Linked DNA regions of Mus musculus: region 1 is linked to region 2. The links are chromatin loops, found by intact Hi-C in ENCODE. Cell type or tissue: heart. All regions are shown on one strand. Links, peaks and the distances in the headings refer to the core of each region. The heading gives the core; the rest is flanking DNA.

The links. A loop is a pair of places that touch in the nucleus more often than their neighbours do. Peaks named below come from ENCODE experiments on the same cell type or tissue, not always from the same donor. Only the 100,000 strongest peaks of a DNase experiment are listed, where the experiment ranks them.
Region 1: a loop joins it to region 2, with 3 times the contacts of the local background. A loop is called at or near these places in 3 of 42 quality-filtered maps.

Annotation. Positions count from the first base shown.
Region 1 is chr8:33,895,707-33,908,225 of GRCm38, forward strand. The region is part of intron 1 of Rbpms (RNA binding protein gene with multiple splicing); the gene reads right to left. Among named protein-coding and RNA genes, the nearest start is that of Gm51528, 22 kb to the right of the region's middle. RefSeq lists an enhancer at 8,115-11,363. In heart, for the core only: a CTCF peak has its summit at 9,721 (motif pointing right); DNase peaks (open chromatin) are centred at 7,235, 8,215 and 10,305; H3K4me3 peaks cover 3,884 bases; H3K27ac peaks cover 7,583 bases.
Region 2 is chr8:33,835,482-33,848,000 of GRCm38, forward strand. All of the region lies in intron 4 of Rbpms (RNA binding protein gene with multiple splicing), which reads right to left. Among named protein-coding and RNA genes, the nearest start is that of Gm51528, 82 kb to the right of the region's middle. In heart, for the core only: no CTCF peak of the experiment used is centred there; a DNase peak (open chromatin) is centred at 6,930; H3K27ac peaks cover 4,258 bases.

The DNA of each region.
Region 1 (12,519 bases), core at 2,439-10,438, 60 kb after region 2:
AACATTTGCAAGTAAAGAGTATTGGTTTTCCCCCCAATAGTTTCTGTGCAGGGGGGGGGGGGCTCACAACTCCTCAGAGCAGGTGCTGGCACTATTATTCTTTTCTCACAAACAGAGAGGCTAAAAGCTACCAGGCGCATGTCTAGAAACTCAGCTTAGGGGCACATCTTCAATTCCCAGCACCCAGCAGCTCACAACTGTCTGTAACCGCTGCTCCAGAAAATCCCATGAGCCCTCTGCTGGTCACCGTGAGCACTGCATGCATGTATGTGGCACACAGACACATAAAATCCACCCAGCCAGGGAGTACAGCTAACTACAGGCACACCTAGTTAGGAGTCTAAACCAATCAGACACTTTAGGTAACTGGTTTAAATGAGGTTTCCCGTTTCATAAAAGTTGGGATTATAGACTGATTTCTAACAGTCTTCATTTTACAGCCCAGTCCTTTTCCAAACAGTAACACGGAAGTGGCTTCCCACTCCTGACTTCATTATTCAAGTTCTATCGGGGTCTGAGCTTTATACTTAGTGATGTAACTGGAACCCAACTGTAAATCATACTGTCACACCTAACAACTAGCCTCAAAGAAACGAAGTAGCTTCCCTCTTTCAGACACGGCTTCGCTCTCCCCAGTTTGATAGCTGCAGTAACCTATGGCCTGAACCGATTAAATGGAAAATTCCAGAAATAAACAAGCCGTAAATTTGACTTGCATTCTGTTCTGAGTCTCATGAGGAAATCTCGCTCAGGATGTGAATCACCCCTCTGTCCATCCAGCACTGTCTACAAACCCCACTTTCATCGGACAGCCGCCTCAACTATTTCAACAGTCAGGTCACCGTGACGCTTGCTCCACTCTAACTTAATGACCCCCCAAGTACAAAAAGAGGTATGCCTGAGAAGCCACAGCATCCTTTTCCAGCACAGGGATAAACATTTTAGATGTCTTTCATAATTGTTGTCGGTGATCTTATTCTACTTGTAAAACAGCGATTGTTGTTAAACTGCTTGAAGTATAAATTTAACCAGTAAGTCCTGGGGCTAGCGATGCTCAGTGGTTAAGAGGACACATGCTCTTTTTCAGGCAGATCTCTGAATCTGAGGCCAGCCTGGTCTGTAAAGCAAGTTCCACAACAGCCAAGCTAGAGTGAGATGGGAAATAGGGGGAGAGGGCTAGGGAAATAGGAGCTAGTGAAGGAGGAAGGAAGCAAGACCTCTTCCGAGGACATGTTGGGTTTCCAGTACCAGTCAGCCACTATAGAACTGCTTGTCACTCCAACTTCAGGGACATCTAATGCTCTCTTCAGCGGCACACATGCACAAAATATTGGGGGGTAGAGCTTGAGTGCGGTGTCCTATATAAGCAAGCCCAACTTTTCCTGGTTCGCTGGCTTCCCTCACTAGATCCAAACAGTGGTCAGTACCACTGTACCTCCAAAACTGAGATAGAAAAATAAGCTTGTTTTCTTTGTATTACTCATCTTCCAGGCTCATATTCAACCAAGAAAGGAAAAACTAATACAACAGGCACTACCTGGCATCCCAGCTATCCACTTGAGTGTGTGTGGGGTGGGGGGTGGGGGGGTGTCTTAGGATATATACTTCCTGTGGGTAAGGGAGGCAATAGCTGATAAGCGGAAGCCAGACAGGAAGCTGGGTGTGTCAAACCAAAACTGAAGGACTCAAAGGTAGACTACAGAAATTTTTTTTTTTTTTTTTTTTTTGGTTTTTCGAGACAGGGCTTCTCTGTATAGCCCTGGCTTTCCTGGAACTCACTCTGTAGACCAGGCTGGCCTCAAACTCAGAAATCCGCCTGCCTCTGCCTCCCGGGTGCTGGGATTAAAGGCGTGTGCCACCATGCCCGGCAGAGACTACAGAAATCTTGACTGCATTCTCTGATTAGATTCCTTAAAAACTATTAATGTGTGCTTTTCTCCCCTCCGTCCCACCCCCCAGCATCTTCTCTCTTCCCAACTGATTCGATAGCTTGTCTCAGAAAAATCTAAGCTAACCTTTACTTCTCCAGGAAAGTCCTTCACCCTCCGACGTATCCCACTGATTCTTTGGTCACGGTGGACGCGACATATAAGCAGAAATGAGAAACAGTAAGATGGGGAAAAAAGGGAGCAAAGAAGCAGGAACACAGGGGAAGTGGCCTTTTGTGCCACAGTGGATGGCCCCACCGCACTGAGAAAGGCAGGCCTAACTCCTGCTTCTCCTTTCCACACCAGGCCTCACCAGGTCCTCTCAGAGGTAGCTAGGCAACCAGGACCCATGTGTACACACACACACACACACACACACACACACACACACACACACACACACACACCAGGCCAGACAGGTCTTCAAACAAACAGAGAACTGTTAACCTATAAATACCCACAAGGTGATGGAAACAGATAAGGGGCAAGCGTTTCAGTTGTCTAAGTCTAGATCTCCAACAGTGGAAAATAAAGCCCAGGAGACACTGCTAGGAAGGGAAGTGGTCACGGAGCCCGGGCTTGATTCTGTGCCTGCAGGAACCAGCTGGAGAAGCTGGGACGCTTCAAGGCAGGGGCGACCCCAGCATGGATTCTGTAGGATACACTTTACTGCTCGACGCCCTGGAGCCGGATCCCCTGGAGCCGGATCCCGGTCCTCCTGCTTGGATGGCTGAGAGGAACAGGACTCCGTAACGTCCTGTAACTAGAAGGCATCTGCTCAATGGATAGAACCCCGTGCTTTGCTCACTTCTGGAGCGCAAACGGCAGATCTAAACAAATACCTACTGAAAACACAACCTTAATCACCACTGAAGATGAAACTCTAGGGGTGTGCACCCCAGGAAGACTGAGCCTAGGGCCTTGCCAGAGAAGAGCTTTCCTGGGGAACTACGACCCCCCCCCTCCAAGTTTGTTCAAGAAGGAATATTTGTTAAATGTTTTCCCCTGTGGCTTTTTGTGTTCTAATTTAAATAATTGGGGGGGGGACGACCCTGGGCAGTAGTGACATCGCCTTTAATCCCAGTACTCAGGAGGCAGAGGCAGGCAAGACGCTGAGTTCAAGCCCAGCCCCTGGTCTGTGTAGCTGAGTTCCAGGACAGCTGGGTCTACACAGACACACAGACACACACACCCCACAAGGAAGGAAAGAAGAAAGGAAGAAAAAGGGAGCAAAGAGACTGTGTCCAAATAGGTTTTCTAAAAAATCCATCCTCAGATTATTTAAATTTGCTCAGAAAAATAATGTTGAGTTTCTCTGAAACCCTGTGTGGCTCTTTAAGAGGAAGTGCCGGGGACAGCTTCTCGTGCCTAAACAAAGCCCAGGTTTGTGTGCAATGAAGTATAGCAGCTAATCCTACACACCTCACTCTTGGGACAACTTCCCTCAACCTCCATCCTTAATGCAATGACGGTTGGTTGTTGTTACAGCCACTGGCCCATCCCAGTGTGTGGCTAACACCTAGCTAGCCCATCCCATGTCTGAAGACTACTGTAAATACCTAAAAAGATGTGTTTTCAAGTTTAAGAAAACCAATACACACGATATCATTCACATACATACATTTCAAACCTGTGCTTTGAGGAAATGTTAATGAGAAATACACTCCAACCAAACACTGTAGAAGATTCACAAAAGTATCAAACACTTCCCCCATTGTCTTTGTGAGACTTGCAGGAAGATGGATTACTGCAGACTTGCCTGTCCAGTGCTGATCAGCCCAGCTGCTGATGTCAGGTGACAAGTCACTTAGTGTCTGATTAAACTTGCTTCCCCCTAGCTCCACCCCAGATGCTAGCAAATTTGCTATACAAAAGGTTCTGCAACTGGCCAGCTCAAACAAGGCACACACAGACATAAACAGACAGACAGACAGACAGACAGACAGACAGACACACACACACACACACACACACACACACACACCCCACATGCCCTACGGCACACCAACTAACTTTGCCAAATCTTCCTGCAAGCCATTACACACAAATTCCAAATCTCTTCTAATCTCTACTACACTTTTTCTTTTGTCTTGTTCATAATTCAGCAGAAACCAATTGAAAGCATGAAAGAGGGCTCGCTTTGCGAGCTAACCGATGCCTCGGGGCAGTCCAGGAGATCCCAAACACTGTCCTCTGACCCACCTGCACATGCGCACGCGCGCGCACACACACAATGAAGCATAGAAGGAAAAGAAATAAAAACTGTTCACAAAATTTAACAAATATTTTAAACTTCTGACTCACAACGTCTCTAAAATACTAGAGAATAGCAAGTTGATCTGAGGTTTCTTTCTAATCTGCTCTCTTCCCTGCTCCTGGGACCCCCTTCCTTTCCGCCCCCCACCTCTAAACTACTCTCCTGTAAGTGAGCCACATTCCCGGGGAAGAGAGGCAGCGACCTAACCAGCTGGACTCACACTAGCTTCTTCTCTCCGGCCCACAGTTCAAGGCTATGGGAAATGTGCAGGGAAGCACATCTCCCCATGGCTTTTCTAGCTGGTGATGAGGAACCCCCAGATGAGCCTCAGAACTGCAGGCAAACGGTCAGGCACAGGGAAGCAGGAAACGCCTCTAACTGGCTTTAGCTGTGGTGTTCTTCATCTGGTGATTTTTTTTTTTGGTCTTTTTTTAAAATCAAGAACATGAAATGAGTTTAATACATAGCAAGAAAGTCCCTTTATCATAGTTCTTTTCAAAATAAATTGTGACTTTATTTACAAGTTCCATTAAGTCTTTCCATTAGATCAAGGTCTAAGGATAGAGTAAACTATTAAAAAAAATGGTGAAAAGAAATTCTTGAACATGAAATTGTTCATGCCTATGTGGCTTATTTACTCACAAATGTTTAACAATGTGCAGGTATCATAAAGAACATACTGAAAATATTAAAACGTGTATTTCTCATCGTAATGATTATATATACTAGGGAGAATTCTAATGAGCACAGTCATGCCAACTACACTGCCCAATCAGAATGTATATCTGTGCCCAAAGATACAGAGTTTCTCTGTGTAGCCCTGGCTGTCCTGGAACTCACTCTGTAGTACCAGGCTGGCCTCGAACTCAAAAATCCGCCTGCCTCTGCTGGGATTAAAGGCATGCACCACCACACCTGGCTACAAAGTCGATTCTTATAGTTTTATTAGCAAAAGCAACAAATTTTATTTGGCTTTGGGGTTTTGTTTTTGGTTTTGGTTTTTCAAGACAGGGTTTTTCTGTGTAGCCAGCAACAAATTTTAAAAACAACTCAAATGTCAGTCAATAGGAGACGCTGCCTGTTATCTAACCATACAATTATGTCAATTAAAACAAATAAGCTTCGAGGCTGGAGATGGCTCAGCAGTTAAGAACACTGGCTGCTCTTCCAAAGGACCAGGGTTTGACTCTCAGCACCCACTGGGCAACTCTTAAGAATAACTCCAACCTTTAATCCCAGCACTTGGGAGGCAGAGGCAGAGGGATCTCTGTGAATTCAGGGACAGCTTGGTTTACAAACCCCAGGACAGCCAGGGCTACACAGAGAAACCCTGTCTCCAAAAAAAAAAAAAAAAAGTGTAACTTCAGGGGGCTCTGATGCCCCTTTCTGCCTTTCATGGGCACTGGGCACACAAAATGCAGACAAAACACTCATACACATAAAATAAACAAAAATAATAAGCAATTTATGAGCTACAGCTCACACGCAACATTTGCGACCCAAGACTGTCAAGCGGAAACCTAAAAGTCCGTGATAACACACATTGTAATCCCAAAAGAGAGAGCAGAAGGAAGAGAGGGCTTCAAGCCGGATGTAACTATTTACTGTAATATGTTTCTAAATGGAGGACTACATGGAGGAGGAGACTGGGGGAGGAAGCACCTGAATTATTTGCTGTGTATGTTTCTATGTGTTTACATTAAAATAAAAAAAAAAAAAACAAATCCAGGCAGAGGCAGGGGGATATTTGTGAGCTCCAGGCTAGCCTGGTCTACCTAGAAAGACCTGGTCTTCAATTTAAAAAAAAAAAAAAGTCTATACTGAGTTACTATTCAGTGAGTAGGGACGCACTATAGTCCAGGCTGAGCTTTAACTCACAGAGATTCCCCTGCCTCCGCATCCCAAGTGCTGGGGTAAGATAGGTCTGCCACATCCTTTTTAAGTAAGAATAAATAAAAGCAAGGGTATCTGTAAGTTTGGTTTGTTGGTGTTGCTGTTGTTTGTAACTTTGTAAAACTTTATGAAAGCAGGGTTTCCAGGGCAATGTCCATGTTTCTAACCTTATCAGTTACTAAGTAGTGAAGATGTACAGGGGCTGGAGAGATGGCTCAGGGGTTAAAAGTACTAGCTGCTCTACCAGAGGTCCTGAGTTCAATTCCCAGCAACCACATGGTAGCTCACAACCATCTGTATTGGGATCTGATGCCCTCTTCTAGAGACAGCGACACTGCACTCATATATAAAATAGATAAATAAATCTTATATTAAAAAAATTGGTTATGTTTATTAAAAAAAAAAGAGGAGAAGGAGGAGGAGGAGGAGGAAAAAGAACAGTAACTCCCGTAACGCCTGAGAGTCTGGTAAAAACACCCAGTCACGTAGATAGGTCGTTTGTTTTTCTGAAAGTAAAATACTTGAACACACTAGCAAATTCTTCAGTGATCATAAATAACCAAAAGACTTTACACAGCTTCCCTGACCAAGGTCTGGAGCGCAAAGAAAGGGCCTCTGAGACAGCAAAGCACAATGGGTTAATGTTTATGCAAACACTGACATCATTAACAGAGGCCTTCGATGCCTTTATCATTTCCTTTAACTTATGTAGCCCGGAGGAGGACAAAAGGAAAACCCAAGAAGCAGCAGGAGGCAGAGCTAGCCTACTGCCCATCTTCCAACTCCCAAGACACAAACTAACCAGTGCACCCGGAAGAAACACTCTATATCCTGGCTTGCAGGGATTTCCCAATTCTGAAAATCCCCTGCTGTAAAGTTACATCTCTTGGCTGTTTGTTAGAAAGGAGATCCATTGTACTAAAATGTAGCCCTCTGCACGAGGTTATTTTAAGTATAAGGCTAAAGCAAAGCCAAACTGAAAAACCTCAGGACTTCAGATAAGGAAATCAGGATGTCCTGGGGCATTTGAAGCTCAAAGCTGGACTCCTCCAAGCGTGTGGGAGGGAGGCCTCAGATTTGATCCTCTACTCTGTTAAAACAAAACAAAGCACTCAGGATGTCCTTCCTCTGCGTTCAAGCTTGGCTTGGAGTAAAGCAGGGGAGGGGCCACAGCAGGGGAGGGGCCACAGCAGGGGAGGGGCCACAGAGGAAGCGTTCTTTCCAGGAGACTCTCTTGGCCCTGGTTTGGAGGGACGGAAGCAGGTCTAGGGACAGGAAATGGTGATGGTTTGCTGGTGACCAGACTGGTCCAGTGTCTGGGAAGATGGAGTTAAATCAAGAGATCTTCTGGGGAGCAGTGAAGACAGATGATGGGTTCCTAAAGGAGGGGAGAGACAGATGGACCACGGGATGAAGGGAGACTCCTGCAGATGGGAAGGCAGGTCTGGAAATAGAGATAAATACAAGCACAACTCCGGGGCTTTGGAACTGAGCGGAGACACCCATTTGGAGGTGGTATGGATGCTGGTGTTAATATCGGAATCTGGAGCTCAGGGGAGGGGGAGAGGGAGAAGAGAGGAGAGAGGAGAGAGGAGAGAGAGGAGAGAGAGAGAGAGAGAGAGAGAGAGAGAGAGGAGAGAGGAGAGAGAGAGAGAGAGAGAGAGAGAGAGAGAGAGAGAGAGAGAGAGAGAGAGAGAGAGAGAGAGAGAGAGAGAGAGAGAGAGAGAGAGAGACACCACAGGTGGGGGTGAAGGATAAGAGATGCAGATTCAGAGCAGACCGCTAAGGAGTAGTAGCAGCTGACCAGGAATCCAAGGGGAAGAAAGGCAGGAGCACGGAGGGGTGGCTTAGAGAAAAGAAAGAAGCCAAGAGAACTCCAGCGATGGAAAAACCCAACAGGCAACCTCTGTCAGCTCACGAATAGAAGGTGATTTTAGTTTCCTTCCTTATACTTTTTCCCAGGACTCTCAATAAGATTGTCACTTATTATGCAAAACTTACAAAGCATCTGTTTCAAGTTCTTCCGCAGGGTCTGTGGATGGGCTCACATCCATACATCCACTCCCCAGCCTCAGGACCAGGGACAAATACATCGCCCAGCCTCCGGGCCAAGGTCTGGAATCCCAGCAGGGTTAGCTGACCCATACACAGATGGCCCAGTGACCTTGAGTTCATTAGCATACTGTTCTAATCAAATGAACTAACCAGCAACAGACCCTGCCCAGTTTGTCCCACTGCCCACCGCTGCTCGGGCCAAAGTTCCTCCACTCTGAACCATTTCCTATAAACAAATGGTTGCCTGAAAACATTCACTCGGACACAGGAGGTCCAAGGCTCACCAAAAATATTTGTTCTTTGGCTCTAAATCGAGTTGATATTTACTTACAAGCTACTTGCCCCAATAAACACAAGTGTTTCGTTAATGTTAATGCTGGTAGCCATTAAGACAACTTACTGAATAACCGATATCCCAATGCCTTTTATTCTGGCCACACTGAAAAACAAAGGGGGGAGGGATGGGCAAAAAGGGTGATCAAATCCGTCAAAAGTCAACAAGGATTTAAGAAACAGTACCCTGCCTCCTACCAATCCCTTGACCCTCCTCCGTCTATAAATATTTGTCTTAACAGTATTCAACTGCAAGAGCATCCATCATGGTACAGTCTAAGAGCTATCTGTCATCCTTCCTATTTTACGTTTAAATATTCAAGTGTAGATGTCAACACTTCTAGAGAAACAGGGATCGATTAAAACAGTGTCAGCTGAAGTACTAGAGCTTTAGAGGAAGAAATGCAAGCGCGAGGACCTATTTTAAAAAGCACGCATGCACAAACACACACACAGAGGAATTAAATGCATCCCACACCTAATCCCCAACTTCAGCTCAAGTTGTATTTAGGGCCTTCCCATTCGTCACGCAAAGCTCGTGACAGTACAAATCGCTATCACTACACTGACAACCAAGAGAAAAATCTGGAAGATTCACTTTTGATTTTTGCAAATTCCCATGTTTACAGAATATTAAAAACAAAAAAAAAAAAGAAAGAAACATCTGTATAGATCTACATTAAAAGGCTGATACAGGAAAATCAGCAGACTACGTGGTCTTAACAAGCAAAAACACCCAGGTTCAATCACCACCAACAACATATGTAGGCAGTAAGCAGCCTATGGGGTCTACTGAGGACTCAGTGGATGGGGGAAGAAAGATCAAAAGTTTAGGGCCATCTTCAGTTCCAAAGTGAGTTCAAGGACACTCTGGCTATGAGATGGACAGGCAGGCAGTGGGGGATGGGGAAGAAAAAGGGGGAAACACAGAGAAAAAGGAACAGAGACAGACAGACAGAAGACAGACATTTACATTCCTTTAACTCTGAATGTAACTGAGATTACAGGCAGGCACCACTATGGTTCTGTGCTGTAGATTAACCCATAGCTACAGGCATTCTACACAAACTCTCTACCATCTAAGTTAAGCCACAGCACTAAAAATATATCTACACATACTAATTTATTGATTTGTAACGTACATAAGGCACTACTGGAATGTGTTTTACTTTTTAATAGGGGTTTTATTTATTTATTTATTTAGATTTACTTATTTATTATATCTAAGTACACTGTAGCTGTCCTCAGGCACACCAGAAGAGGGCGTCAGATCACATTGCAGATGATTGTGAGCCACCATGTGGTTGCTGGGATTTGAATTCAGGACCTCCGGAAAAGCAGCCAGTGCTCTTAACCTCTCCATCTCTCCATCCCGTTGGTTTTTTTTGTTTTGTTGTTGTTGTTGTTTGTTTAAAGAGTAAGTTTTCCAGGAAAAGAAAATTTAAGAACCTAACTTTGACTGAATGAACGCTTCTATCCAAATGGATTTGACTATAATTGGTGCTGGGGGAACAAGAATCATGAAGACACTAAAAATAGATTCTGTAAGACGTGGGGGGGACGCAGTTGTGAGACCAACACTAACAATTAGCAAAATGTGGTATCACTAGTATTAAAATAGGACACCGGAGCCCACCCTAGGAAGGCTGGCTGGCTGTCCCGGACTGCCACAGTCACCTGGGCTCTGGGGTGGCTCAGCACTTCAGGTCCTCAGCTCAGGGGACAGCCTTATAAGGAGATCATGCTAGAGAGCAGATAAGAATGCCACCAAGCACTTAACATTTCCAGAGGCCTCTGCAAATATTAACTCATTCCTTCCCGTGGAATCCACTCCAAGAGTGGGGGTGGGGGAGATCCCTGATTAATTAAACTTAGTTATAGCAAGATGGAGAGGGAGCTGGACACCTTCCTTGGGCACCTGGCTCCAGGCCAGACAAGCCTAATGAGCAGGAGGGAGGCAAGTTATTTCTCAATTTTGACAGCAAGTGAGGGACAGGCTCCCCTCCCTCTCCTATCTCCCACAGAGTCCCCACAAAATTCCAGACCTTAAAATAACTGCGACTCCCACTTGAACAGTCTATGACAGGAGAGAGGCAAAGCCCAGAGCGGGGCCTGCCGTAGACACACAAAAGGGGGTGAAATGTGCTTTCTTCTTCCCAGGAAAGAAACGGAGCAACTGCGATTACTATGCCAGTAAAGAGCAAAACAAGCCAGGGGCGGTGCCCATCTTTAATCCCAGAATTCTGAAAGTAGAGGTAGGAGATCTCTCTGAGTTCGAGGCCAGCCTGAGTTCTGGGGCAGCCAAGATTCAGCAGAGAGCCAAGACAAAGAAAGACCTTGTCGAGAAAGAGAGAGAAGAGAGGAGGAAAGAAAGAAGAAAAAGAAGAAACCAGGAGGGAGGAAGCAACAACCTATACAGTCAATGGAGGATTGGACTTTTTTTTTTAATATATAAAACTGTTGCATCAAGTGAAAGGTTGTGTTTTATTTTCTGAAATGAGCACAAAACCTCAAAATGAGTCACAATTGTTAAGTATTTTGAGGCTCTAAGATATCTTGAAGTCGTATACTGTAAATAAAGAGCAACAATTGTACACTTTAAAACACTAGCCTGCAAGCCTTGAAAGCAGGAAGTTAGAAATGAGAGGATCACGAGTTCAAGGCCAGCTCTGTCTCAGAGCAAGGCAAGCCAAAACTAATCGCTAATGTCAGACACTTCAGAAAGGCTTGTAAAGAGGCTTATCTGATGCAGGATTCTAGTGACTTGGTGTGTCCCAACTAGAGCGCAAGCTGCTCTTCACGACACAGAGACTGCTTTCTAACAAGCCACCAGCCCACCAGTCAGGGAGAACTACCATGGAGTCGATTCCTTCCAGGTGGAACCCATGATCTGAACACCACCTCTAAAAAGCCACCACACTGGAGCGGGCAGATCCGTGAACACGGTGAGTGGGTGCCCAACTGCAGCCTGACAGGGGCACAAAGAACGCCCATCCCATAGGTAAACTGGAACAGGACGCCGAGGAATGAAGAGTGCACACCAGGCCCTTAGAAATCCAGGAAGCTGGAGGTCAAATGAAACTTCCCCCACCCCACAAAGGGCAACCACACAAACGCTCCTCAACAGATGGATGAGCAAACAAAATAATTACTAACTTGATTAAAATCTAGAAACTCCTGGAAGATCAGACCCTGGATATACCTGAAAGGAATTACCTTAATTGCCATTAATGGAGGTGGCAAGACCTGCCCACCATGGGTGGCTCCATTCCCTAGCTCTTCCTTCTCTGCTTCCTTGGTGAGGCTGTAATCCACAAAGCCGCTTCACTGCCCCGTTTACCAGAATTTTGAACCACAAACTAAATAAAATAAGCCCTTTCTCCCTTCAGTCACAAGTATCACAGCGGGCCAGGCAGTGGTAGCGCACACCTTTAATCCCAGCACTTGGGAGGCAGAGGCAGGAGGATTTCTGAGTTCAAGGCCAGCCTACAAAGTGAGTTCCAGGACAGTCAGGGCTACACAGAGAAACCCTGTCTGGGGGGGGGGGGGGGGGAAGTATCACAGCAATAGGAAAAGTAACTAAGACGAACAAACATAAGTGAAGGTTACTGACACAATTATATTACAAATTATATATAAATAAAAGTAATATGTAATATTAACATGCTCAGAATTAGTCAACAGCCAGCTGAGAATGTAGTCCAATGAGTGTTTACATACACGCATTTATCAAGTCTAAGACCAGCCTGGGCTACCTGACACACCGAAAAAAAAAGATCTGGGCTGGAGAGATGATGGCTCAGGGGTTAAGAGCACTGACTGCTCATCCAAAGGTCCTGAGTTCAATTCCCAGCAACCACATGGTGGCTCACAACCATCTGTAATAGGATCTGATGCCCTCTTCTGGTGTGTCTAAAAATAGCTACAAAGTACTCAGAATGATCTTGCTAGGCAGTGGTGGCACACAGCTTTGATTCCAGCTGTAGAGGCTGCTGTGTCTCTAAGGCCAGCCTGGTCTAACACAGCAAGCACAAGGACAACCAAGACTACACA
Region 2 (12,519 bases), core at 2,574-10,573:
TCTGAGTACTACCAACAGTGTCAAAAAGACACACCAGATCAGACCCCGCGTCTGTCTCAATCCTAAAATTGGATTATGCTAAGAATACAAACTTTTCATTTCTGTGGCCAAGAGGTCCCCACAACCCTTCCTTAGTTTTCATTTAACTCGAGACTTTCCTGTATGTGCACCACACGATACCCGCCTTTCTTCGTTTAAAGAAAAGTTAGGACTGGTTTTATAGGAAACTAGTAAGACTCTCGTAGCTCTGCAGACCAGTGACTCTGAACTTCACAGGTTCGGCTCCAAAGACACAGGAAGAGCCAGTGACTGACAGTCACCAGAACCCGCATTGGGCAGCTGCGGGCAGACAACAGCCCTGACCCAGAGATAACCTGCAGTAGGAGAACCTAGTCCTGACTTGGTTATTTTCTGAGAAGACAACCATTAAGGCTAGATAACACTAGGAGGGGCAGTGAGCACTGCATCTGTATACATCTAACCAGCAAGGTCAAAAAGAGAAGGACCAGGTTTATGAAATATAAAAAAAAAAAAATCAAACTTGGGGGACGGGGGGCTGGAGAGATGGCTCAGTGGTTAAGAGCACTGACTGCTCTTCCAAAGGTCCTGAGTTCAATTCCCAGCAACCACATGGTGGCTCACAACCATCTGTAATAGGATCTGACGCCCTCTTCTGGTGTCTCTGAAGACAGCTACAGTGTACTCATATAAATAAAATAAATAAATTAATTAAAAAAATAAAAACAAAACAAAACAATAACTCAGGACCCTTAGTTAGTAAACTGTCTGACTGTACTCCCACAACATACATTGGGAGACAAGGCTGTTGCCTGGAGCAGCAATTGCTTCTGGGATCGTACAACTGAGAGCCACTTCCTCCCACCACACCTGTTACCACCAGCTCCCGTCAGGAATCGTAGCTCATGGGAGGAAACAGAGGCCATAGCATTATCATGAGTTCGGGGATCGCATGGGCTACAGAGTGAGACCCTGTGTTGAAGGAAAACAAAACAAAGAACTGTGTTGCCCTTACAATCAACTATTCCCAACTACGGACTACTGCGGTGCCTTTGCTGAGAGGTAACCGTTGTTCCTCCAGAAGACCCTGTGCATTCACACCAGAGCACATCAGACACAGCAGCAGCACGTAATTCACAAAGTTCTTTCCTACACTAACCCCCACCAACCTTCTTTGAAGCATCCTTTAGTCCTGAGCCTGTATCAACCCGAGGAGAGATGACAAGCCTCTAGGCCCTATAGCATTTGTCCTTAGGTCTTGGGGTTGAACGTCTGAATTCCACCCTTTGGCTTTCTTATGGGTTTTCTAGGACCCACCAAGACGGTCAGTGTGCTTGCTTTGTACACAGCCAACCTAAAACTTGCTGGACCGAGCCTCTGTCCTCCCTGCCCCCCCTCCCCATACACTTCTCTTGTTCTAGCTAAAATAACATCAACATCATGTTCCAAATCAAAGTTCCAGCATCTTATTAACAAAAACAAAACAAAACAAGAAAGCTCAGAAGTTAAAATGACCTAATTTGTTTGGCAGCTCATTGGGCGGCCAGAGGCTCAGAATACAAGCCACATTCCGTCAGCATCCTTTGCAGCAATACCATATTTGGTAATCAATATCCTGCTCCACTAAGTTTCTATCCATAGGGATTAGCCAAGACCCAAACATTTTAAATGATACAGGGTGATGAGCTGCGGGAGGAAGAACATGCTGGAAGGGGGGGGGGGGGCACAGATAGGACATGGCATGCGGGGAGGGAACAAAAATCAACTCTGGACCGTCCAGCTAATAATTTATCAAAACTTTATTATAATGTAGCAAAACTCCCTTGAAAACATAAATGGTAGGGCTGGAGAGATGGCTCAGTGGTTAAGATCACTAACTGCTCTTCTGAAGGTCCTGAATTCAACCCCCAGCAACCACATGGTGGCTCACAGGGATCTGATGCCCTCTTCTGGTGTGTCTGGAAAATAGCCACAGTGTGTTCATATAAATAAAATAAATCTCAAATATATACATATATGTCAGCCTATTTACATGGGCCAAAAAGATACTTTCTAATGATCAGTATAAAGTAATAAAAGAAAGAAATTGTTATTTACAAGTCACCCAAACCAACTGCTATGGGGGCAGGTGACAGTCCCCAGCAATCCAGATCTGGCAATGACTTAGAGGCTGAACCCTTACAGGGCAGCCTGTGCAAGATGGCATGCCACTGCGAGCAACAGCGCACCCTTGGGAGTCTGCTGCATATCAGAGAACACAGGGCAGTTTCAGGTCAGGCAAGGGCCTGGGAGAATGAGGGAAGTATAGTGCAAGATCAAAGCCCAAGTTCACCAGGAGCAGAGTCACAAAGTGGTGGTGGGAGTGGCCACGAGCACAGGTGAGCTCAGACAGGGGTGTTCACACAGGAGGGCTCTGCAGTTCCTGTGCGGCTGAGGTCCTCACAAGGCCGAGTGAGGACTTGCTTTGTTTGCAGGGCTGGGGCACTGCAATTTCTGATGCAGTACTTCTGTTCTAGGACTGGAAGTCCTATTTCCCAAGACTGCCGGGTAACGCTGCTGCCACCCGTGCAGTGGTCACGGGATTCATGGCGGTCAGCAGGAAGACAGGAAGAGACTGGAGCAAGAAGAGCTGGTTGGGAAGGTAGCTCAGTGGTCCCTCTCTAGAGTGTGCACGAGCTGCCCTCTGACCTCCACATGTGCACCTTTTGTGGCAAACACTAAATAAATTATCTTTAAAGAGATCACATTAGAACTGGCACGAAGGACTGCTTAGGGGGCTACTGGGCCTGGAGCCGTGTCCCAGTAGAGATTCCAGCACACAACAGTCAGTTGGCGCTTTCCCCTTACTTCTGTGGATAAAGGTGTGAGATCGACAACCTAAGTTCTACCTCAGGAACCCATGTGAAACTGGAAACAAGCTAACCCTGCAAAGTTATTTTCTGACTGCCACATGTGTCATGGCCTGCCCTCCTACCTACCTTCCTATCTATGACTTTAAAATTACTCCAAAATTACTGGCAACTAAGAGAACAGATATGTAGTACACACAAGTTCCTGAAACGCTGGCACATTACCACACATACTTCACCTCACTCCTCCTCTTATGCCGCCATACACAGCCTCTCACCAAGCTTTTTAAAGTAATATATTAGCTTTACTGCATCGTCACTTCCTGAAAAGTGGGTTTTATGATCCAGCATCTAACCCAGGGGCATTCACCTGTCACTTGCTCCATCTCCTTGACATTCTGACAGTCCTGGCCATTTGTTTTGTAAACTCTCTCTCAATTCAACTCTATTGTGTGTGCAGATTCCTGGTTTACACACATCATGGTTTCAGTAGGCACAAGATGTCTTTCTGGTCCCCAAGTTAGTGACAGGAGCTTTGATCAGTTGCCAGACTTCCTCTAAGAGTAAGGTTTCTAATATTTTGCTTTTGGAGTTTGTTTGTTTAAGGACAGTGTCTCACTCTATAACCTAAGCTCAGAGAGATCCTATCCCAGCTTCCAAAGCCGGCATCGAGAGCCACCATGCCTAGCTAGCTCTTAATTCCTAGGTGTTTCCAAAGAGCGACCAGGCTTGAGAAACACTGTGTCTCCCCAAGTCTGCCAACGGCGTAAGGCTCACGCCTGATTCTTACTGGCCAATGAATAGTGGGGTTGATAATTGGATCTGGCCCTTTTTTGTGTCGCCTTTTGTCTCACTATGTACCTTTGGCTGTCTTGGAACTTGCTGTGTAAGCCAGGCTGGCCCCAAATTCACAAAACTTTTTGCTTCTCAGGGCTGGGACTAAAGACACGTGCTACCAAGTGTGGGCCCTTCCCTTTCTGGATGGTAATTTCTTCTTTGCAGGAAAGTCTTTCAGTTCTACCCTTCGGGAATGACAGACAAGTTCAACCTACCCGAACCTAGTCTGCAGGCTTTACCATCCGGGGAGTCAATGTTTGCAAACTGAGAATACCTTTTTTTTTTTTTTTAAATACAGAATATCCAAAAGAACAATGTACCATGTGCTAGTTTTTAATGTCAACTTGATATAACCTAGACTCTTGTATGAAGAGGGACATTGGATTGGGAAATTGCTCGGATAAGACCGACCTAAGGTCTTGTCTGTGAGAGATCATCCTGATCAATGACTGATATATCAGGGCCCACTGTGGAGGGCAACTGGATGTAAGAAAGTTAGCTTAGGAGCAGGGTTCAGTTCCAGCATCTCCACGGCGACTCTAAACTGTTACTCCAATCACGATATCCTCTGCTAGCTTCTGTGAGTACTGTTCGCAGGCACACGAGCGCACACACACACACACAAAAGCAAACAAGACTAACATACATAAATAAATCAACCTGTCCGAGCACTGGAGCACACACCTTTGTTTCAGTGGTAGGGAGGCAGAACCAGGAGAATCTCTGTATTTTAAGTCTAGCCAAGTTTACATATGGAGGCAGATGAACCAGAGCTAGAGTCCCTATCTTTAGACATAAAAAGAAATACATTTAAAATAATAAAGCAAATGAGCGAGAGCTTCCTATCTAGCAAGGCAGTGAGCAGCCGCAGGCAGGGTTCCCAGGTAGTTTCTGAGTTCCTAATGTGAACCCCTTCTGTGATAGCACAAACCCTTCCCTCTCAGAGTTATGTCATGTCTATGTGACTTATCACAGCAAGGAAGGCAAAGAGAGCACAGGCTGATGCACACCCTGTATGCCAGGTCCTGGAAGCCAAGCAAGAGGACCTGTAATCGAGACCAGAGATACCGTTTTAGAAGGCAAACAGGCAGAAATACCTCAGGGAAAACAATCAGAATGCTGCCCTACTAAGTTCCTTTCCTTTCATTATTCCTGAACAATACAGGAAGCCCCAGTTCTCAAGACATCATGATGAAGTCCCATCTCTGACTCTGGGTGAGTGACAAAAGCATACTAGAGTTTTCTTTCCCTCAGGAGTTGATTCAAACGGGCGGCCTGTAAATCACGTGACAGGAAACCACCTGGTGGGAAATTTAGGCACCTGACTGATTATCTTTTTATTGAGGGATGCTGAGTCTGATTATCTGTTTAAGGAGATACATGCCCACACATTCCAGAAGCCCCTCCCCTGGCCGTGGTGGCTCCAAGACTCTCAATGCTAAGCCTCACAGCTTCTCTGAGGTCTCACTTAAAAAATAATTCAATTTTCCCTTTCCAACTTTTGATTTCCTTTGGAAACCAGCCAAAACCCTAAGCAAGTGGCTTAGACACCCTGTGTCCTCTCCTTTTTCTGAGGACCCCTGCCACCTCCACACAGCTGCTGGCAGGCCTTCCCTTTCTTGTGTTCTAGCTCAAAAGGCACAACTTTCTTCTCTCCTTCAACTCCCTGTTCCCGGCAGCTGCCAGGAATTACAGCCTGCTTGCCCTGCTGATTTTCTCTCAAACTCTCGAGTAAAGGGGTCCTCGGGCTTTCATCAAGGTTAAGAACTCGTATTCTCGTAGTAAGCTCTACTGTCCAAGCCCAAATTCTAATGAATTTACTGATAGACAGGGTCTTCTCTACTCCAGACTGGCTCCAACTCTCAGGCCTCTTTGCCTCCCTCCCCAAGTGCCTGCATGGGTCATGGGGCTTCAACCACACCCCAGCCCACCGGTTCTCAAGTGTGTGCTCTGATGAGCAGTCATGTGGAACTGTCTCTGTTGAGAGCAGCACTCCAGCCCCACAAAACTCACTGTCAAAATCCCCCACTCTCTCTCACAGGCTAGTGAGCCACAGGATGGGAGAAGCATGCACAGAAAGCAAAACTTACACTAGAGCTGCCACCTCCCAAGGCTCGGCTTGCTCAGACCCTTCCGGTTGAGAGGCTCAGACTGTCCTTTCTCTACACCTAACTAACACCAAATGGAAAAAAACCCTCTTCCGCTTTAAGGAATGGGGGTTCCAGAAGTAGCCAGGCAAGGTGCTTACGTTGAGGTGGGGGACAAAATAGCTTTCTGCTTAAGCAACCAGGTTTTGCCCAATCCACTCTTACTTTCAAATACAGAGTACCAGAAATTACACGGAGAACCGGAAAACAGGAAAACCCGTTTTCTATTATAGTGGTCAGCTTGGCTCTTCCTTAGCCTCGGACCATGTTCAGGGCTGGAGCCATGGCTCAGCAGTAAAGAGTAACAGAGCTCTTTGTAAGGACCCGAGTTTGATTGTCAGTACCCTCCTCTAGCCTCTTATAGGTACTGCTCTCACATGCACATACCCACAGACAGACGGACAACACGCGCGCGCGCGCGCACACACACACACTTTAAACAATCCTTTGTAAAAAGATCATCTAACTTCATAGCGTATCAACAGACTTCCTAGGATCCCAGAACACAGTAAAGAACCCGACAAGGCCCTCAAGGAAAAGTTAAGCTTGCTACTGAGTCAACGCCCTTTCTATCCTGGTGACAGGGCCGGATCTTCTATTGTTCCTTCTGCTCCGTGACTTAGGGGTAAAATCTCCTATTCTGGAGCTCTGCTACAATCTTTTGGTTTTAGCAAGCAAAGGAGGCTATTCTACAACCTACAGACAGCTTCTCTATGACCCAGTCTCTACCATGAAGCAGCTGGCCCAACGGGCTCATCCCTGCGGCTCTGTCCTATCCCTGCCTACACACAGGTGATGTTCATGAACTCTGTCTCATCTCTCTTTTCCAGAGCTAACACTTCCCTGCAGGAAGGCTTAAGAACTCAAAAGGTGAGACTGCAGGGAGGGGCAGGAAAGTGATTTCCTGCAGGGTTATCAGTAAATACCAAGCACTGAGAACAATGAGTTGAATCAGCACTGTTGGTTACTGTCAGCAGTAGCAACAGAAAACAGTACCCGGGGGAGGAAGTGCTACCCAGCTCTCAGGAGTAAACAGAGTGACCCGGTGGACGATTTCCTAGGTTTTTAGATTCAGGCTCAGTGAGATCACCACTTGGCTGGGCTTGACTAAACAGTGACTAGTCTCCCAGCAACCTGCTTCTCCTATAAGGAACTCACTCCTCTCCCCTACAGTTGACCATATCGGCTGAGAGACTGACCATTAGCCATTCAGAAACACGCTAGACTCAAGTTTTCCGATCACAACAGCGTGTGGGAAAGCCACAGGCAAGAGATCCAGGGATTGGAGGCCATTTAATTATACAATATTATGTTCAAAATATTTCTTTTGGCTAGGTGGGGTGGCATCTGAGAGGCCAGAGGAGTTCAAGTTCAAGGGCAGCCCGGGCTAAGCAATGAAACTTGTCTCAAAACAGATTTCCTGGGCTTCTCTTGTATTTCAAAAATAAATTCAGTACCCATTAGCAACTACTTACTCTCTTTCTCCTTTTTCTCTCCTAATTCATTCCCCAACAAGCACAAATAATAATGCATCCAATCTGAAGGACTATATAGCTCAGTTAAATTTGCAGAAGTAAGATGCAGCAGCATGTAGCCTTTTCTGACAGGACCCTTTAACAAGAATACGGTTTTCTAGGGTTAGTTATGTTGTCCAAGTACACACTAGTATTTCACTGATTTTTTTTCAATTGTTGAATAATCATGTTATTTAACATCTTTCACCAGTTAATGGGCATTAGATTGTTTGTATTTTAGGGGGGGGGGCGTGCCCAGATGTGCACACAACTACATGCCTCTTGGTGCTTGCATGTCAGAGGAAAACCAGTGTGGACCAGTCTTCTCCTACTACCACATGAGTTCTAAGGCTCCAACTGGGGTTGCTAGGCGTGACCACAGGGGCCGTCGCCCACAGAGCTGCTCACAACCCTGTTTCAGCTTCTTTACTGTGTTATGAATGAGGCCACTTCACACCTGGGAACAGGCTTGTGTATGAACACACACTTTTGCCACCCTCGGAGCAGAACTGTAGCATGAGGTAATTGTATGCTAACCTTTCTGAAGAAGAGCTTTTCAGACCACTTCAGTTCCCCCACAAATACCCAAGCCTCCTGATTTCCCCACACCCATGACCAGACACTACCTGCTGCCAATCTTCGTGCTGGCCACCCCTTGGGTATGAAGCGGTACCTCTTATGGCTTTGATTTATACTCCTCGGACTGCTGTATTTCAAAGAGCGTATAGAGAAAGTAGGTCTTCTGTTTTCAAAGGGCACTTTGGTCACAGAGCGAGGCAGTACCCCGGGGACAGGGCTTTCAACAGAAGGAAATTAAGTTGAAAGGCCTTGCTTTTACTTTAGAAATTAAAAGCAAAAGTTTGAAATAAAAGCTGTTTTCAGGGGGGGGGGGGCTCTGAAGGGCGTGCCACTTCCAGCACAACAGGTAAGCACACACGTGAAAGATGCTCCAAGGGCTGGCGGGGGCTGAAAGGTGGAACGGATTTATAGTTTTCTGGAGTGTTATCAGCTTTCACTTCTGCAGGAATCATAAAACAGATTGAAAACAGATTCTGGCCAGGCTTTTACACAAAGCTCTCCCTCGAGGTCTGGGAAAAGAACCTTTTCATTCAGCTGAGCCTCACACACTGAATGATGACGGGGCTAAGACAAACCACTCCAGACCATCGGTTACCTGGATAGGATTCATTCAGAGACAACAGCTGGCAGTTACAGAGAGTGTGACCCATCGCAAACACAAAGAAAAAAGCAAGACTTGACAAATGCAGGAAATGAAAGAGACTTGCAAAAAAAAAAAATCCATACCTGGAAATCTTCCTCGTATCACCATTATTTCTGAAAAGGAATTAGAAAATTTCTACCACTTAACAAACACCATTGTGTCCCAGTGAAATTGCATTAAAAAGCTGGAGGAGGCAGGGCATGGTAGTGCACTCCTTTAATCCTAGCACTCGGGAGGCAGAGGCAGGCAAATTTCTGAGTTCGAGGCCAGCCTGGTCTACACAGTGAGTTCCAGGACAGCCAGGGCTACGCAGAGAAACCCTGTCTCGAAAAAACAAAAAAAAAACCTAACAAAAGCTGGAGGAGGACAGGCGGGGTTCTGTGGTGCTCAGTGGAGGACTGAGGATGCCCAGGATGAGCCGTGTGGTGCTCAGTAGAGGGAGGGTCATCTATAGAAACAGGAAGTTCACACAATTTTATAGACTGCTTGCTTCCCAACCAATTGAGGACAACTGGAGCTGGGAGGTGCTTGTGGGCTGCTGACCACCTACCTGGTGTTAAGTGGGAGAGGTAAGAATGAGTCAGATCCACCCAGAACAGCACACACCTCACTGAGAGAGGCTGGGGTCCGAACAGAGATGGTTAGTGTCCGCCCAGCATGCGCAAGGCCTGGGGTTCAGTTCCCGGCAGGTTAGGGGTGAGAAGTGTGCGCTGTCAGGCTCAGCTCAATCGCGACACTGCCACATGAAGGAAGACCCAGCGGCACGAAGTAACCCCCTCCCGTCCCCAGGTGAATACTTAAGAAGCCACCGTCCTCCAGTGCTCTGTTTCTCCTGACTGGGACAGGCTTCTTGTTTCATAAAGACCACATTGTTCAGATAATAATCACGGCTGTTGTGCGCAGACCTAGGCGCACGTGGGTTCCAGAGAAGAATGAACAATGGGGACCATCCATTGGATGCGGCTGCGCCTCATGCCTTCCCTAAATAAGGACGCTGCTGGCAGAAACCTCAGGGCTGTTAATACCACAGTGAGGGCTGCTGGGCCGGCGCCCATTGAGAAACCATGGCAGACCCTGTCTTCTTCCTTAATCCAACTACCTCCAAGAAGTGCTTGTCCCGGCGCTACCTCTGAATAATCTAAATGTAATGCTTGCTGTCCTCGCTTGAGCTAGACCCACTTGACTGCACTGGTGCCTCTCCGTTAGTAAGATACCGTTACACTTCACTAAGCAGACCCCCCACTTGAAGGGCCGTCTCTGGACACGTGGGCTGTGGGACGATGGGCTCAGCCTCCACAGGGCCATGAATCCAGTCACAAATCCTTGTCAAAGGAAGCATTAGGTTGCTAGATATTATCTATCTGCCTTCATGTTAATCCATAAATGAAAACTGTGGGGGGAGGGGGGAGGGGGGGTTGTTCCTTTAAGAACTGTAAAACTATATTGCTTTGAAGGGACACAAGAGAGCCCAGTCTAGCATCAAATGGCCATCATTTCCAGAATGTGTAATTTTTATCTCCTTCCCCCCCCCCCCACCCCGGCCGCCTTTCTCCCTCCCACCTTTTTGGAAAGGTGTTTGTATCACTTGTAGAAACAAAGCCGATTGCATTGATACTGGGCCCTGATTTTGCCAGCTGGGACTCTTGAGCGGCGATTCAATCCAGTGTGGTGTAGTTTGAGAGAATTCCTTCAGTCCACAGGATTCTACTTCCGTGCAAGGCTGGACTCTGTTCTGCGTCTCGAGCCTGCTGTCTGCTGGTTTACAGTCTGACCTGCTCCTGGGGCCGGGGACTAACCACAGAAACTGGTTCTGATGCAAGACTGAGACAGAAAGCGAGAGGTATCCGGCTTCAGGCAAGCGAACTTGATTTCCACTAGAACAGATTGACTCTGTTAGCCAGGAGCCCCTGCGCATGCAACTGGGCCCGAGGAGAACCTGCTCTGTTTAGGATAACTATAAAGTCCGGACAGAGCCTTTGAAGAAACTATACACTCCATCTTTAACATGTCAACACAGTCGGCGCCAGCCAGAGCTTATTTTCCAAAAGGTTACGAGGGCGTGGGCATTTGAACTTTTTGCCTCTATGGCCTCAAACTCTCCTGAAAAGGATGACTGAAAAACCTGTACGCTGACAATGTCAGGAAGGGGCTGTCTGCAAGCCAAACACAGCCAGCCAGTCACTCATTAAAGCAGAATTTTACAGAGTGACTTTGAAATAGATATTGTATGAAAAGGAACATGGGCCAGAGAGCAGACGGTACTCTTTCCCCTAGGGACCACGACAATACCACTTTCACTCCATGAAGTCTGGAGGTGAATAGGGGCAACTGCCCAAGAAGGGACAGAGGTGTCCTGGGTATTATAACACAGAAATACCAAAGTGGCTGTGGCATCCCCTGAACAGAAACTCATTACTCTCTCTGCCTTCCTCACTGCTGGGACACTGTGCACACTTAAGCATGGCCCCATCCCATGTCCTGAAGGCAGGTTTGTCCCTAATACTTCCACTCAGACAAGAGGGAGTCGAGGTGGAAGCTTCACCAGGGCCAATGGATGCAGCCCAGTTAGTTGGTAGAGTGCTTGCAAAGCAAACAGGACATGCTAAGTTGATCACAATTAGCTGAGTGTGGTGGGCATGATTGTGGTCTTGGCTCCATTCAACCTTACACAGAGAGCTGGCTTAGAGATGTAGCCTCAAAATACAAACTAAATAAAACAGAGTGTGCGCTTGAGTTCAGATCACTACTGCCAGGCACAGGACCCTGGGTTCAAGCCACAGCTGCTGCCGCCACCTCCACCTCTTCCTAACCACCACCACCGCCACCGCCACCGCCACCACCACCACCACCGCCGCCACCGCCACCGCCACCGCCACCGCCACCACCACCACCACCACCACCACCACCACCACCACGACGGAATGATGCAGACCAAATTTGTGAATAGATTCTTTCAGTGATCCACAGCTACTTAATGTTGGCCAGAGTCACTGGACACCAGAGAGACGGAACTCTAAGAATTTTGGTAGTCAACCTCGCTGGGTGTTTTGTTTCTTTTACTGTTTATGAAAATCAGCGAAGTATGTCTGCGTCAATCACATAATTTATTGTACTTAAAAGGCCTATACAGGGCACAGGGAAAATCTGCAAGATTAGAAATTGGGTAAAGAAACATGGGAGTCTGGAGAGAGGGCTTTGTGGGAGAGAACACTTGCTGCTCTTTGGAGGACTTGAGTTTGGTCCTCAGCACTCAAGTCGGGGGCTTACAGCAACCTGCAACGAGGGCACCAGCACACGTGACACAGACAGACAGGTAGACGTGTGTGTGTGTGTGTGTGTGCGTGCGTGACACATGCACACACACATGAATTGTGAAAGGACAAATAATTATTCTTAAAAAATCAGAGCAGAAACAAAGCTCCGTGGTGCAGGGATGGAAATGATCTCTACATTATATGCTCAGATCACTGCCCCAGTTAACCAGTCTGTATTACAGAACCAAGTATGGAGGGTCTGTGTGCAAATTCACCATGCACTACAACTTAAAGACCAGTTGAAAGCCCAATGTAACGACCCAGTAGGTCCAGGTTGCGGCAGCCAGCTTCGAAGGTCTGAGCTCTATGTACGCAAAGAACATGGCAGAAAGTGGACTCCCAAAAGTGATGCTAACCTTCGCATGTGTGTTATCAAAACAAAACGTTAGCAAAACCTAATTTCTTTCCCAAGGCCCCGAATATACAGACAGCTAGCTTAGCTTGCACGAACCAGAAAATCCACGGTCACTCAGGAAGTGCTGAGGTTCAGGACACTAATGTCATATGCAATCTGTCCCCAAATATATAGGTGCTTTACAGACACAATTCCTTTGGCAAAGATAAAAAATGATTAGTGGTACTGAGCTAATGTTTTAAGGATGTTTTATCAGAAAAAAA